3 separate regions of the Mus musculus genome follow, and all the other regions are linked to region 1. Evidence: chromatin loops called from intact Hi-C (ENCODE). Cell type or tissue: left cerebral cortex. All regions are shown on one strand.

What was found. Hi-C counts contacts between places; a loop is a spot of excess contacts. Peaks named below come from ENCODE experiments on the same cell type or tissue, not always from the same donor. Only the 100,000 strongest peaks of a DNase experiment are listed, where the experiment ranks them.
Region 2: it touches region 1 in a loop (3-fold over the local background); 3 of 42 quality-filtered maps call a loop at or near these places.
Region 3: a loop joins it to region 1, with 2.0 times the contacts of the local background. A loop is called at or near these places in 2 of 42 quality-filtered maps.

What each region holds. Positions count from the first base shown.
Region 1 is chr1:14,183,787-14,186,286 of GRCm38, forward strand. Eya1 (EYA transcriptional coactivator and phosphatase 1) reads right to left here. Exons shown (of 18, transcript NM_001310459.1): 13 at 840-898; 14 at 563-723. Among named protein-coding and RNA genes, the nearest start is that of Eya1, 130 kb to the right of the region's middle. In left cerebral cortex, a CTCF peak has its summit at 1,031; DNase peaks (open chromatin) are centred at 669, 1,290, 1,387, 1,659 and 1 more place.
Region 2 is chr1:14,233,119-14,235,618 of GRCm38, forward strand. All of the region lies in intron 9 of Eya1 (EYA transcriptional coactivator and phosphatase 1), which reads right to left. Among named protein-coding and RNA genes, the nearest start is that of Eya1, 76 kb to the right of the region's middle. In left cerebral cortex, no CTCF peak of the experiment used is centred here; a DNase peak (open chromatin) is centred at 1,274; H3K27ac peaks cover 350 bases.
Region 3 is chr1:14,107,182-14,109,681 of GRCm38, forward strand. The region is part of intron 3 of Gm39596 (a long non-coding RNA gene); the gene reads left to right. Among named protein-coding and RNA genes, the nearest start is that of Gm39596, 66 kb to the left of the region's middle. In left cerebral cortex, no CTCF peak of the experiment used is centred here; DNase peaks (open chromatin) are centred at 1,513 and 1,866; H3K27ac peaks cover 219 bases.

The sequences.
Region 1 (2,500 bases):
ATGTTTCTCCCCCCCAGACCTAGGACTGGTTCCTGGCTGGAGGAAGGCACATATTTACTATGCACATATTTTCCAGCCATACTGGAAACAGCTCCATCCATGCATCTGCCATTATATTAACTGATTGTTATTTCCTTTATATTTAAGCCACTTTGACCATCATGAACTATGCTGAGAAAACTCAGGCTAACACAACACAGGACAGGGAACAATGTTATAACCCATCTTGTGTTGTGGACAAGGTTGGTTTGGAAGGATCATTGAGTGTTGAAAAGGTCAAGGAGCTGACCCCAGGTCACTGCAGGCCATCCCAGGTCACTGCAGGCCACCCCATATCACTGCAGGCTATCCCAGGTCACTGCAGGCCACCGCCATCCCATGGCACTTGGCAGCCAGGGCAGCTGGTTCTAGTCTTATGTCTGTTATAAAATTGTAGTAGAATTTAATGTTAGATAAAACTGTCCGTATTCTATTATACCCAACAGTGTGGCCCCAGAGTGAGTGGCACTTTGTAGGTGTACACTCCTGGCCCAGCCCACCGAGGCCTCCACCAGCCACTTGCCTCCCACGTTGTTTTTGTAGGTGTTGTAGATCTCTTTTACTCGTCTGTAGCGGAAGGCCAGTTTCCGCATCCAGTCCACACCACCTCGGACACCAGTTGCCAGGCATAAATTAGCACTGGTGGCTGCAGCAGGAAAGCCATCTGTTCCAAAGTTGTATGTGCTATTTAGATGCAAGAGAAGCCCGGAGTTAATCAAACAGAAAATTCATCTTAATTGCTGAGTAATTAAACTCTTTTAACAGAGGAAAACTCAGTCTGGGCACCAAGGCTCGCTCACCTCAGGTCCTGGCCGTTGTCGTCTGATGAAACATCATCTATATGGACTTGGTCACACTCCTGAAATGCAATTTAAATGGTGTGTGTTAATTTTTAAGAAGCACCTTTAAAAAGAAACCCAAAGCAGTGAATTAAAAAAAAAAAAAATAAAACACCTTAATTGGTATTCTTTTCAACTATACCATCAGTAGGCGGCAGTCTTGTTAAATTGGCATTTTTACCTGTTTGGAGGCCCTTTTCTACAAGAAATGAGCACTGTCATCAAGGACTACTGTTGCTCAGCTTCAGAAAACACATTTTTGTGTTTAGAAAGGAAAGTGATTGAAAACAATTAGCATGTGTGTTCCATAAACCTCAGGTACCTAAACACACAATACTGCTCAAAGCTTGATTCGGAGAGTGCTTGGCCTAACTAAAACCAGACATTTTGGTAAATGCAACATGCTAGAAAAATTAAACCTGATGCTAACTGCCAATGAAATTATGACCTTTGATTGCTTGCCGAACCACACACCAACAGGGCCTGAGGCAAGGGTGCCGAGGAGCCAGACAGAAAATCTGTTACTGGTTTACCATTCACTCGAGAGATGTGAGTTTTATTCTCTCTCTCTGTGTGTGTGTGTGTGTGTGTGTGTGTGTATGCACCCACATGCTCAGGATTTAAAAAAGCGTGGATGACCTCAAAACTAAATAAAAATAGTCAAGCCATATCGTGTGTTTTTCCCAAACATTTCCATGTTATTTTTACTGTTTTCCTAGCACTACATGTTCATGGTAAGCACTGGATTTATTATGCTGTTGTAAGCAGGCTAAGATAGGCACTATTCAGAACACCTAGTCACAATCATGGGCTGGAGCTCCGCTCCACAGGGCCCCGTTTCTGCACCTGTTCATAATGAAACAGCAGGGAGCATCCTCCTGCTGTGTCCCCAGCCCTCCTCCTGCTGTGTCCCCAGCCCTCCTGCTGTGTGTGTCCCCAGCCCAGGGTGACGGTGGGAAGCAGCAGTCCCCTGTCAACATGAGCGATGAATAAGGAGATAGCGATTTAGAACTAGAGATGGTGTCCACCACAGAAGCAAGTAATTCTTACACTTGGCTTGCTTTTGTATGTTGGGTCACATCTCTGCCATTTTACCCAGTTCTCCATATGGACCTTAGGATACTTATTTCCATTAGAGTTTTAGTTAAAAGCTGTTATTAGAAGAAGGTTCTCCAGACAAAGCTCTAGCGGGTTTCTGACAAAGTTAGCCATGTAAAATCTAGGCCCTCTCTGCCAGTCAGCACATTCAGCGAGGCCACAAAACAGCACCCCATAGAAATAGAAGGTAGTTTCCTCATGCTGCTGGCTCCTTCTGGACAAATCCTCCTCTCCATGGGTTTGTGAGGAAGGCAGCAGGAGACAGAAGGGGAGAGAAATTCAAACCAGCTGTTCCTTCTCAGCATTGAAAAGGTGACCCGCCCCCAACCTTTTCCCAAGGCATCTATTTTGCAGGCAGCCCTCTCCTAGCAAGCAGAGAGTTCCAAGAAGACGACTTTGGCCTGTAACCCTTCTGGGCTCTCCTGAGGTCTGTGACCTCAGATAAGAAAAAGGAAAAACAGGGCTCAGAACCCTTATGTGCTGACTGTGAATTGAACATTTGCAAAATGGGTCATTCTAGGGAA
Region 2 (2,500 bases), 49 kb after region 1:
GATTTGTTTGTAAGCTAACTCATTTCATAGAAATGTTAGACTCAGGCATAAAGAAGAGTAATATTATGTCATTTTCAGAAAAATTGATGAAACTGGAGATTATCATATCATGAGAATCTAGATTTAAAAAAGACAAATTTCTGCATTTCTTTGTTATATAAAACATAGATTCAAAATATATGACATGGAAGCACATGGGGACTAGTCTCCAAAAAGAAGGACACACTGTAAAAAAAGTATATGGTAATAAAACCCAATACACATACATACACACACATACAGAGAGAGAGAGAGAGAGAATATAATTGTCACTCAAGTCAACACTAACATTCTTTTTCTGCAAAGGCAGCCACACCCTCTGTTTAAGTATTCTAAGCAAGGAGAACAATGGGCTCCAAATGAATGTTTTAAGTAGTCAGACAGATTCAAAGTTGTATTTTCGAGGAAAGTTTAGCCTTCCATTTTAAGAAACATTCCACAATGTGTGGAATCTGGGTGGTCCCCACCTAAAGAACATGGGGCAGTCTCCACCATGGCTTCAATATGAAGCATTCTTTTGAAGAGGTTAGCATTAGATGCAGCATCTTATAGGCTAAGTCCTTCACTGTAAGAGCAATGATAAACCTGGGGCTCCCCAGCTTTGGGAAGAGCCTATCTGAGAAGAGCTAAAGACATCTAGCTGCATCTTGTCACATGGTAACTTCTATATATGGATTTCCAGAATGCTTTTTTTTTGTCCTCAAAATCTGTATCTAACTTGGGTTTTATTACCATACACTTTTTACTGTTTACTACATTATATTTTTGATGTATATTTGTCTCTAAAATACAAAATACAATTGAAAACGTTTCATCACTTTTTTTTTAAAATAAACTATAGTTAAATATGGTTTACTGAGTTCTTTGAGCAAAACAGAAAAAAAATTTATGCAAAATTTTTCTCCTGGTAGAAGAAAATGATTTTAAAAGATTAATAGTATGACATCCTTAAATATTGAAATATGTATATATTCACAACTTAGAAATTTAGAAGAAGATGATATTAAAAGTGATGCAAGCTAGCTTTGTAAAAATCTCTTCCTTTGTGTTCTCTGAGGTGGAATTAAATGCTTGTAGCTCTAAGCCAGCTCTACTGATTCTAATGTCTTCTTCCTGCAACTTGTGCAAAACAGCTCAGCTAATTTAATCTGCTAAACCACCAACTGCTCAAACAGCTCAGCTAATTTAATCTTCTAAAAAACACCCACTGCTCAAGTTTCCCTAAACCCTCTGCAATTGTTCAGGTTCACCCACACTGAGCTCTGGGTGTGAAAATATTCTGAAGAGAGTTCCTTTCCTTTAAGAAATACTGGTTACAGGTTGTGTTCACAGGCCTAGCTGCAGCACCAAGGAGCTAGAATACATGATTGCACCAACTGGACCAAGCTCTGTCTTTAAGGGCTGAAAATTCATGGACACTCAAGCAAACACAAGAGGGTAAAATTAAAGAGAAAGGCTATGGCATGGGAAAGGTAGAATTCTGCAGACTGTGAAGAAACTCCACACAAACAACTCTAACAGGACAACTGTGCTAGTAAAGACAGAATAGAAATGTGCTCCGGGGGGGGGGGGGGGCTGGAGAGACAGCTCAGTGGTTAAGAGCACTGACTGCTCTTCCAGAGGTCCTGAGTTCAATTCCCAGCACCTACATGGTAGCTCACAACCATCTGTAATGGGATCCGATGCTCTCTTCTGGCAGCTATAGTATACTCATATATACATTAAATAAGTGAATAAATGAATAAACAAACAAACAAACCAATAAATAAATAGAAATGTGCGGTGGGTGGGGAACAAAACAACAACAATTTGATCTGGGTCTACGGAGGGCCTAGCAGGAACAAGGAACCTGAATGACAGTGAAGAATTCAGCCAGGGAGAGGAAACTTTACCTCTTGGGTGGCAAGAGGCTGAAGACCAAGGAAGAGATAATTCAGTACTTTACATGAGGGAGAGGTGTGGTCTGGACACAGGTTGTGACCTGAGTCCTGATTAGGAGGCAAAATCAGTCACCAAGGAGATAAGAAAAAAGTCAAGGCTCAAGTCTGTGATTTGAACTGAGAATACGGAGGGTGCAATGTAGGAAGAGAGGGTTACAGGAAGAAGGACTTCAAGATTAGTACTGGAAATAACACGTTTGAAGAGGGCTGGGAGAGTGATGGCGGATGGGAGAGGAGAGAAGCGGAGGGAGGGGACCTGGGATGGGGGAGGTTTCTGGGGGGTCTATGGAGGTGACTCTAGCCGAGAGTCCTAGCAGTAGGATTATGGAACCAGAAGTGGCCACCTCCTGTAGCCAGGCAGGAACCCCAGTGGAGAGATAAGGACACCAACCTATCCACAAAACCTACCTAAAATGTGTCCTTTCTATAAGAAACACAGAAAGATGGAGGGACAAAGAGAGTAAAGGAATGGCCAACCAATAAGAGGCCCAACTTAAGACCAAAACCATGAGCATACTCTG
Region 3 (2,500 bases), 77 kb before region 1:
TCTCTTGTCACTCCTTTAGATGTGGTATGATAGATAAGTCAAGTATGTGTATATGTGAGAACAATATCGGGTTGATGTTTCTATTTCAGTTAAATCTTGTTTTAAAAGCGTACAGAAAGCAACTGATGGAAAAACAAAGTGCCTTGTCTTAATTTGTTTAAGCTGCTCCAACAAAATACCACAAACCAACAACTCACTAACAATAGAAATGTAAACTCACAACCTGGGAGGCTAGAAATTCAAGGTTCATTCAGCATTTCATGGGGCTGCTTCCTGATTTGTAGATGGGAGTCTTGGTATGTGTTGTGGGGACATCAGGAATGCTGGGTCTTTCTCTGGAGTTTCTAATCATGTTGACTTCATGAGTGTTCCACCTTCAAAACCTAATCCCCTCCAAGGCCCACCACTTCAGATCACAGTGATGAAGACGGTTTTAGTGCATGAATCTGGGAAAGTCACAAGCATCAGAGTCACACTGTTCCTTTTTTCTTCCTTCCTTCCTTCCTTCCTTCCTTCCTTCCTTCCTTCCTTCCTTTCTTCCTTCCTTCCCCCCTCTCTCTCTCTCTCTTTCTTCCTTCCTTCCTTTCTTCCTTTCTTCCTCCCTTCCTCCCTTTCTCTCTCTCTCTCTCTCTCTCTCTCTCTCTCTCTCTCTCTCTCTCTCTTTCTTTCTTTCTTTCTTTCTTTCTTTCTTTCTTTCTTTCACCTAATGTGGAAACTGGATTCTTACAACAGTTTCATTTATATGTCAATATCAACTCTTTTTTTTTTTTTAACTTCTTGAAAGCAGGTGTGTCTACCGTTTTAATATATTTTTGTCTTAGTAAGGATAGTTGGGTACAGTGTTGAAAGTTACCTGGTCAGAACACATCTCCCGACATGCCCACACCACTAGAAGACAAAGAACATTTGTCTTTTAACATTTTCATGCAGGCAGGATAGGCCATTTCTTCTCTTGGTTCCAAATAAAGTAAGGAATCCTAATCAACCAGATTCACTACTGCTATCTCTCCCACAGCTGAGTGGAAAGGACACGGGTCTTTAAAATAGTATTAAAATCAGTACATTTGTGTCCATAGTATGAGAGCACAGGCCCTCCTACTGTGCAGAGTACTAAAGAGGGTAATGCTCATGTGAGGTATATGGTAAGAAAGAATTGCTGCAAATTATAAACTCAAGATTCTCAAGCAAACAACTACCATAAGAGCAGCAGGCTCGCTCTGCTAGCATTGACTTGAACCCTGTAATCCCCAAATCCCAGCCCTCTGATTCCTGTGACTGCTTTTCTGCCCTGACTACAGCATGTTTCTGGGTTAGTTGAGAAAGCTGCTTGTGCAGAACCGTAAGAGAAGCCCAGTGGGGCTGTGCCAGCTCATGGATGGGAAAAAATAAGTTTGCATATAAAATACAAAACCATAACTAATTAACACCAGGCAGGTGGTCTTGATGGAAAGTTAAAATTCAAACTGGGTCACCAGGGAATACACACTTGGCAGATGAAAGTGTAACTGAAATGATTCCCCTGAACCTGCCAATCGAGCCTTGTGCCAACTGCCCTTCCAAAAAGGCTTCCTGTGCCAGTCAGTTCTGGAAAAAAATCGAGCCAAGGACAAATGACTGCATTTCTGAAAGTAGATAGGATAGCATTAAGATCTGGAGGCGTTCAGATCTGTAAAGAAAGTGGGAGCCTGGATGTGGTTCCATATGTACTTATTAATAATAGCGGCAAGGACCAAGGACAATAGCCAAGCTCTCATCAAGAAAGGGGGCGTGTGTGTGTGTGTGTGTGTGTGTGTGTGTGTGTGTGTGTGTGTGAACATTTGCTGGAAAAAGTTGCAGTTGAGAAGAGAGGAACAATTTAGAACCCCATTCAGTGCCAGAGCCAAACAGCACCAATAAGAACTGAAGTATCTGAGTAACAGCCAGGATTTGCTGAAGTGTTAGGAGTGAAAAAGAAGTTTTACTGCCAAATGACTGTCGAGAGAAAGCAGATTGAAAGGGCAAGATGAAATAGAGAGAAGGGCCTTGCAGGAGGTGTGATTTCTATCACGGGGCCATGAGGACAAGTCAGCCTGCTTGCCGGTCCTTTCCCAAGGAATACATAAACGGTAGGATGGCAGTCCTGAAGGGGTCCATGGGAGACAGTCTGGCTCATGGCTCTCCTTTTATAGCAGAGCAGGCTACAGCACGGAGAAAGGTCTTGCAGGGGCCACGCTGTGAATTCTTTATCAGAGTCCAGAGGAAACTCGAGTCTCTGGCCTTTGTACTGGTTTCCCTTTCTACCTGGAGACAAGAAAATGTTAGCTTTGCTGCTCATGCGTTTATTCGCTGTGTTTGTACTTAAATTGAATGACAAACAAAGGCCCTGAAGAAAACTGGAGCTTTAGTAATGAAAACAGTGGATGGAGAGTTCTTCATGAAAAGATGTGATATCGGTAGGTTTTAAGCAGCCAGCCCTGTTCTGGACTGAGCATCAGTTTGTTGGAGAATGACTGTCTTTTGG